2 separate regions of the Homo sapiens genome follow, and region 1 is linked to region 2. Evidence: chromatin contacts called from ENCODE Hi-C or POLR2A ChIA-PET data. All regions are on one chromosome and are shown on one strand. The core of a region is the stretch at or near the end of the contact, and the rest is flanking DNA. Distances in the headings are between cores, read along the strand shown.

The links. Hi-C counts contacts between places; a loop is a spot of excess contacts on that map. ChIA-PET counts read pairs that join two places held with the same protein, here RNA polymerase II (POLR2A). Pooled maps may share reads with other maps.
Region 1: a loop to region 2 is called in a map of PC-9, with 10 times the contacts of the local background. The contact joins two enhancer-like sites. A Hi-C loop is called at or near these places in 9 of 168 maps with a recorded cell type or tissue (PC-3, PC-9, Right ventricle myocardium inferior and 6 more) and 5 of 50 pooled maps. POLR2A ChIA-PET finds 5 or more read pairs at or near these places in 4 of 52 experiments (GM12878, H1, MCF 10A and 1 more).

What each region holds. Positions count from the first base shown.
Region 1 is chr10:24,342,397-24,346,110 of GRCh38, reverse strand. All of the region lies in intron 2 of KIAA1217, which reads right to left. Among named protein-coding and RNA genes, the nearest start is that of MIR603, 69 kb to the right of the region's middle. Within about 2 kb of position 1,655, at least 5 of the 41 ENCODE cell types and tissues checked have a DNase peak (open chromatin) inside an H3K27ac peak, as active enhancers do; they include PC-3 and PC-9, where a contact is called at or near this core.
Region 2 is chr10:24,292,089-24,295,684 of GRCh38, reverse strand. The region is part of intron 2 of KIAA1217; the gene reads right to left. Among named protein-coding and RNA genes, the nearest start is that of MIR603, 18 kb to the right of the region's middle. RefSeq lists an enhancer at 2,114-3,313. Within about 2 kb of position 2,023, at least 14 of the 41 ENCODE cell types and tissues checked have a DNase peak (open chromatin) inside an H3K27ac peak, as active enhancers do; they include PC-3 and PC-9, where a contact is called at or near this core.

The DNA.
Region 1 (3,714 bases), core at 406-2,905, 51 kb before region 2:
GCTAAGTGAAATAAACCAGTCACATAGAAAAACCCAAACACTTTCAGTAGGTTTATGATTTTACCTAAACGAGTTGTCTAGAATAGTCAAGCTCACAGAGACAGAAAGTAGAATGGTGGTTGCCAGGGGCTGGGAGGATGGCGGGGATGGAGAGCTGTTGTTGAATGGATAGAGTTTCAGTTTTACAAGATGAAAAAGTTCTGAAGATTGGTTGCATAACAATGTGAATATACTTAACACCACGGAACTGTACGCTTTAAAATGGTTAAGATGGTAATTTTACGTTATGTGTATTTTACTACAATTTAAAAAATCGTAAAGTTGCCGATAGTCAAATGAATAAAATGAGAAAGGGGGAAAAAAGCGACCCCCCCACCCAAAAAAAATCACCAACTCCTAGCCTAGGTTTCTCTACAAAGTATCTAACTATATAAGGAAAGTTCAAATGGCAAATTATTCTAAGCTTCTTATTTGTGTTGCAGAGGCAATTCCTTGCCTGTATATTTAGTCACAGTTAAGTCTTATCTTAACAACTCTCTCCAAAGGGGACTGGATCTGCACTCAATCAAGTCGGACTGAAGATCTTAGGTTCATTCATTTATTCTAATGGTCCCGTTAGTGTTTCCATAATGTTTTGATTCCTTGAGATCTTAAACCATGCCCTTACCTCAAATGTTGGGCTATGTATGGATACCCTTTGGATAGGCTCACAGCAGTAGGCTGCAATTTCTTTCTGTTACCCTTTTTATTTGGAATGACTCCTATGCGTAGATAAATATTGCCGTATTCCTACGAAGTGGGCAGCTCTGTGCTCCATGCGGAGGGGAACTCAAGCCAAGCACTACAGCTGTCCCTAAGTGCCATCTGCCATGATCTGCCGTGGCTTCTACCACCCCCTTTTTTGTGTGTGTTAGGAGGAAAATGAAGTTCATTTTCAATGCTAACTGTCAGTGAAGAAATCACTATGCTTGGTGTCTTGAATTAGTTGGATTGAAAAAAGCTTTTTCATATCTGAAGCCAAAGAACAGACTATATACCCCTTTTGTCACACACCCATGTTGCTTCTCTGACTGGGGTGTGGAACTAACGAGTGCCTATGCCTCTTTGTTCAATTGAACAGAAGCAACCAAATTGCCCATTCAGTTGATGATGGATTAGCCACCTGGATGGTTGATATTGGATTCTCTGAGATAGTCTGCAGAGTTGATTCTGAGATAAGAACAGTTCTTAATTGTATCAACTAACTGAATCCACAGTCTGTTTTAATTCAAGATCCAAGACACATTCCTACCATTAAACATATGGAAGACAGATAGAAAGAAATCTCATTTATTTTCTCGCCATATAAATAGGAAGGTCTCTCCCTTGAACAATAACATGTACAAATAAGGAGATTTTTGAGCAGGGGCTATTCCCTGACCATGTTTAAGCACAGATCTGTTTAAAATTAAAAGTTACATTCCTGTTATTAAAAGCTCATCCTCTTTTAGAAAATACCCAATCAGTTCAGGAGGGAAAAAAATCCTTCACTGTGCACATTATTAACTCATGGAAGGCTTTAGGTTTCCACATTCCCCAATAATAAGGTCAGAACTGACTCTTGGACTCTACCCCAAAACCTCAACTTCCTGCTCTGCAAGAAGATTTACCTCAGAGAAGGAATAGGTCTCAACTGTTGCCAAAGCAAAGACATTTATACGAAATCAGTCAGATCAGGGCAACTGGTAACTCTATTCGATGTGCCACATTCTAAAAGACAAAGCGCAAGAAATACGAACAGTTTTCTGTCTGATTGTCTACAAATGTGTGTGTGAGTAGGTACAGTAGATTTATTGAACGCTGTCCCAGAAGTGAGATTTCCAGATAAGACATTTAAAAATATCCTTCTAGATGCTATTTTTAACATTATCTTATTTATTTAAAATTTTGTTTATATTCAATCTTGTTAAGCTTATTATAAGGGCAAAATTAATTCTTTTTGGATGATACAATGTCATCGTGAACACTAATTCTGGTGTTAATAGAGAAAATGGAAACAAAGAGGCCTCTTCATTAAGCAGTTTCAAAACAGTGAACTGAGCAACCAATTTTGCAAATCTTCCCCCTGCATGGCCCATAACTAAAAATATAGTCACTCAAACATCGTAGAATTGGAGACGGAAAAACAGCTCAATGGAATGAAACATAGAGTTCAGAAACAGACCCAAACACAGGCAGAAATTTGGATCTCACAAAGTGGCATTTCAAATCAACAAGGGAAAAGATTAATTATTCAGTTCGTGGTAGTGGTACTGTTGACTAGCCACTTGGCAAAAGAAAGAAAGCTAGATCTCTATCAAACTCCTTGCCTCAAAATAAACTGTAGAAGGATCAAATATTACAACGTAAGGAAGCTAAACTCTAAGAGCACTAGTATAGAACACAAACAATGCTTAATATGTAATATTAGGACAGGGAAGTTCTTTCTAAAAATACAATTCCAGAGGCAGAAATATGAGAGGAAAGATTTCTGAGGTTGATTGCATGAAAATTTTAAATTTCTATGGGAAAAATACATGCAAACTTTAACAACTGGAGAAATATTTGCATAAAGTGTGAAAGTTAATTCCTTAATTTATGAAGTGGTCTAAAAATACCCCCCAAAAACCTCATCATCCAATTAAAAATGGGTAAAAACACAAACTGGAGCTTCGCACAAACACAAAATTGACTAACTAATATAGGAAAATATACTCTAACGTCAATGATTATAAAAATGTAAATCAAAACAATGAGCTTTTTTTACTCATTGGGTTAGCAAAACTTTTAAAAAGTTAATATACAGGATAGCAACTATCAACTAGCATTCTTATATGTTGCAGAATATTATATATATCCAAATAGGTCTAACATTTCTGGTAAGATTTGTAAACATTTTGAACAATCAATTCTACCTTTAGAAAGTTATCCTGTGGAAAAAAATACCCAGATATATGAACAGACCATCCAGTGCAGCTTTGCCTTCGTAAGAAATTGGATAAAGATGGAAATGCAGGAGTTGCAGTTAGAGAAAGACAGAAACTAGAAAAATAATCATTTAAATTAGCATAGGGAACTGATTTAGTAAATGATAATTCATATGATGGTAAACAATGTAATCATTAAAAACTGAGTCGGCCGGGTGCAGTGGCTCACGCCTGTAATCCCAGCACTTTTGGAGGCAGAGGTCGGCGGATCCCCGAGGTTAGGAGTTCGAGACCAGCCTGGCCAAGATGGTGAAACCCTGTCTCTACTAAAAATAAAAAATCAGCCGGATGTGGTGGCATGCATCTGTAGTCCCAGCTACTCTGGAAGCTGAGGCAGGAGGATCGCTTGAACCTGGGAGGCGGAGGTTGCAGTGAGCCGAGATTGCGCCACTGTACTCCAGCCTGGGCGACAGAGTGAGACTCTGTTTCAAAAAAAAAAAAAAAAAAAAAAAATTGAGTTGTATCTGCATGAGCTAATGTGAAGTACCTTGAAGATGCATCACTAAGTGGAGAAGCGACATACAGAGTAACTGTAGATTATTATAATTTTTATAAATGTTCACATAAGCCATGCATCTATCTACTGGGATATGCATATGCCATTTGAGGAAAGGATCTAACAAAAAATGAATAACAATGGTTAATTTTAGAAAGGAGGATTGAGAATTGAAGGTAGAAGCTTTTAACTTTGTGATTGTGTGCACAGCTT
Region 2 (3,596 bases), core at 774-3,273:
GGGAGAAGTTCCACCAGGAGGGAATGCCTGTTGGAGGTGTGGATAAAATGGTGAAACAGGGGCCTGAGAAATTGGCCTGAGAACAACTGGGGAAGCACCCGGGACACAAATCAAGAAGTCTAGAACTGAGCTTTATGACAACTGTCCTCAGAGCAGTGGGAGAAACAAACAAAGGGGCGGAGGAAAGGAAATTGAGGCTGAAAGACCAGTGAAGGGGCTCCTGAAATAGTCCAGAAGAAATAAATCCTAAAGTAGACACAGTCATAAATCTTTGATAAGAAACGAAAATGCTGAACTATTTATATCTGAGTTTCCCATATTGGATCTTACTTGAATAATGATCCATCTTTTCCTCATCTGACAAGCAGTTACCAGCATTTCTTTAAGGGTTAGAGAAAGATATATTAATTAAAAGTTGTAAGATGATGTTCTTGGAATGCTCACTCCTGGATTATGCTGGAAATAACTAAGAGATGCTATAATTATTTTAAGAGACTTAAGATATAAGTTCTCTATTAACAAATAGTGTCCCACCTAACACAAAATACTCAGTCATTTTTCATTCTCAGAAGAGGAGGTCTTAGCCTCACTGACCATATTTCTCCTTACTTCAATGCCCAATACTATGTTGGTTTTAGGTCAGCCCAGAAGAGAGACATTTCTAGTATTTCCAGAGAAAAGCATCTGGTTTTGAAATATAGTGAGAGGGGCCGCCTCCAGAATAGTAGTTTACAGAGTGGGAGAATGCAAGGTATTCCACAGTAGAAAATATTGTCATTTTAAATTCTCCAATTCCCAGACTTTCAGGCAGGGTATGTGTGATTTGACACCCTGGCAATGTGGACAGTGACCGAATTGCACTTGCCTTTCAGGTCCTAGAGTTTCAGACCCCTGACTCCTTTCCTGTCCCTGTAGGAGACATCAGAAGTCTCTGAAGTATGCAGAAGACTAAATGGAGATCTTAAAGTTTCCACGTTCCTTTCTAAATCCTAATTAAATGAAAACTTTTCTAAGGAAAAAGCTTGCTCTGAAGCAGTTGGTTGAAGTGTACAGTGGAGCAGAACCATGTTCTGTTAAGGAAACAGATCCACTGACTACGCTGGTGTTTACTAAATGCATACACGGTGGTCTATTTCCTCCTCAGTGTGAACGTAGCTAACTGCCATTAACTTGCCTAATGAAAGTAGCATCCACACACATCAAACACATGCCCCTCAATGGACAGACAGGGAAGGTGCCAGTTGTTCAATCCCTGTCTTGATGATCATAAAGAAACTGGAGTCTGTAAACCACTACCTGTTGAAAGAATTAGATGTCTGGGTAGGCAATCACATCGATAATTTAAACTGTGAGAAGCTAGTAGGGGAAAAGAGTGAAATGTACATGAAATGGGACAGAACTGCCTGAACCAAGCAGGCAAATGTAGAGCCCCAAGGTGGCCAGTCCACTCCACGTGGAAAGGAACTATTTCTTTTTTTTTTTTTTTTTTTTTTTTTTGAGACGGAGTCTCGCTCTGTCACCCAGGCTGGAGTGCAGTGGCGCTATCTCGGCTCACTGCAAGCTCCGCCTCCCAGGTTCATGCCATTCGCCTCAGCCTCCCCAGTAGCTGGGACTACAGGCGCCTGCCACCACGCCCGGCTATTTTTTCTATTTTTATTAGAGACGGTGTTTCCCCGTCTTAGCCAGGATGGTCTCCATCTCCTGACCTCGTGATCCGCCCGCCTTGGCCTCCCAAAGTGCTGGGATTCCAGGCGTGAGCCACCGCACCCGGCCAGGAACTATTTCAAAGACGTCGGTCGGAGACCTTCATGCCAGGACACCAGCAAGCTGGCAAAACAGATCTTGCAAAGGGTTTCTGCACTCTATCTGTGAGCTTCATTAATAGGCACTCAGGACTGAGAACCTTCATGTCAGCTGTGACAAGTGAATAGTCAGTAGAGAGAAGCTATTAATTTAAGACACCGTTGATAATGCAGTCTACCTTAAGAACAGGCAACAAGGGGCTTCAGATGCTGAAGCACAGACACAAGACATCCTGGAACTCCAAGTCCAAAGGGGAATGCTCAGGGCAGATATCAACAATGAAACCTTTTAAGCTGAGTCACTCTCAGCCTGACGGCTGCCAAGCCCAACAGCCATCCCTGGTTACAAGCTAGAGGAAAAGTCCCTGAGCATATCTGTTGTTTCCTGTGTGTAAAGATGCTAAATGCCAGGTGCTTTCCTCTAGAGTGGAAGGGCCGGGGCGGGGCAGTGCCTGCAGAGGCAGCAAGGTCAAGAGAGTTCATTTGGTTATTGCCATTAAAAAAGACTTCCCAGCCAGGCGCGGTGGCTCACGCCTGTAATCCCAGCACTTTGGGAGGCCGACGCTGGCAGATCACTTGAGGTCAGGAGTTCAAGACCAGGCTGGCCAATGTGGTGAAATCCTGTCTCTACTAAAAACAAAAACAAACAAAACAAACAACAACAACAACAAAATTAGCCGGGCATGGTGGCACATGCCTATAATCCCAGCTACTCGGGAGGCTGAGGCAAAATAACTGCTTGAACCCAGGAGGCAGAGGTTGCAGCCAGCCAAGATTACGCCACTGTACTCCTGGCTGGGCGACAGAGGGAGAGTCTGTCTCAGAAACAAAACAAAACAAAAACAAAAAACAACTTCCCGAGCATGCATTTTGGGTGCATCTTGAAGTGCAGCTTGTAGCATGTAGAAATTGGCCTTCTGGTTCACAGAGTGCTGCAAGTGAAGTACTAGATGTCTGCGTATTTCCAGATATACTCAGATCATATTTCAGGCCACCTTTCTTCTTTTTTTTTTCTAATCCAGGATGCGCTCAGGATTCCCTCTCCACTCACCATGAAGAACTTCAAGTAGCGGCCACACTTTGCAGTGCCTCTCACTCAGGCTGCGATATCCTAAGCGTTTACCTTCATTCCGTGGAAACTCTTGAAACAGCCCATGTCAATCATGACTCAGCAGTTTTTCCTTACCATGAAAACAGCAGAGCAATGGGTTTCTCCATTTTTAGAGTTAATGCATTAGCTATAAATGTAATTCCATAGTAGATATGAAGTGCAACAAAAAAAAGTCTGGGACAAATTCTGCCACTTTTCAGAGGGTAACAGGAGATGGTTGACTCAAGATGGAATGTAAGAACCCTCATGGCCTCCCTACCCTTCTCTTTAACCTCTTCATGGTTGTGCAGAATAAACCTCTAATACTTCTGATGAGTGAGGCAAATGGCCTTCCTGTAAAGGCAGAACCCCAAGAATTTTCAAGAAAGTTTGTGTGGCCAGCCTGAGGTTCCAGGGAAGAGGAATGGGTATTTGGAATAGAGAAATACAGTGGTTAATTCTGAGCTCCAAGTTATTGGTCCAAATTGGTCTACTTCAATTCCTTGGTCAGTCTTTTGGAGTTTTCCATCAGTTAAACAATGTCCACGGTAAACTGCCATGACCACTTAACCTCAACTGCAAACTACATCCACTTAATCCTCTGGGGTCCCTTTTTATTCATAATAAATCCAGAAAAATCTTGTATTGTGTTTTATTTCCTCAATCATATCTCCTTTAATTCTCCAACAAGCCTTTCCTGATTA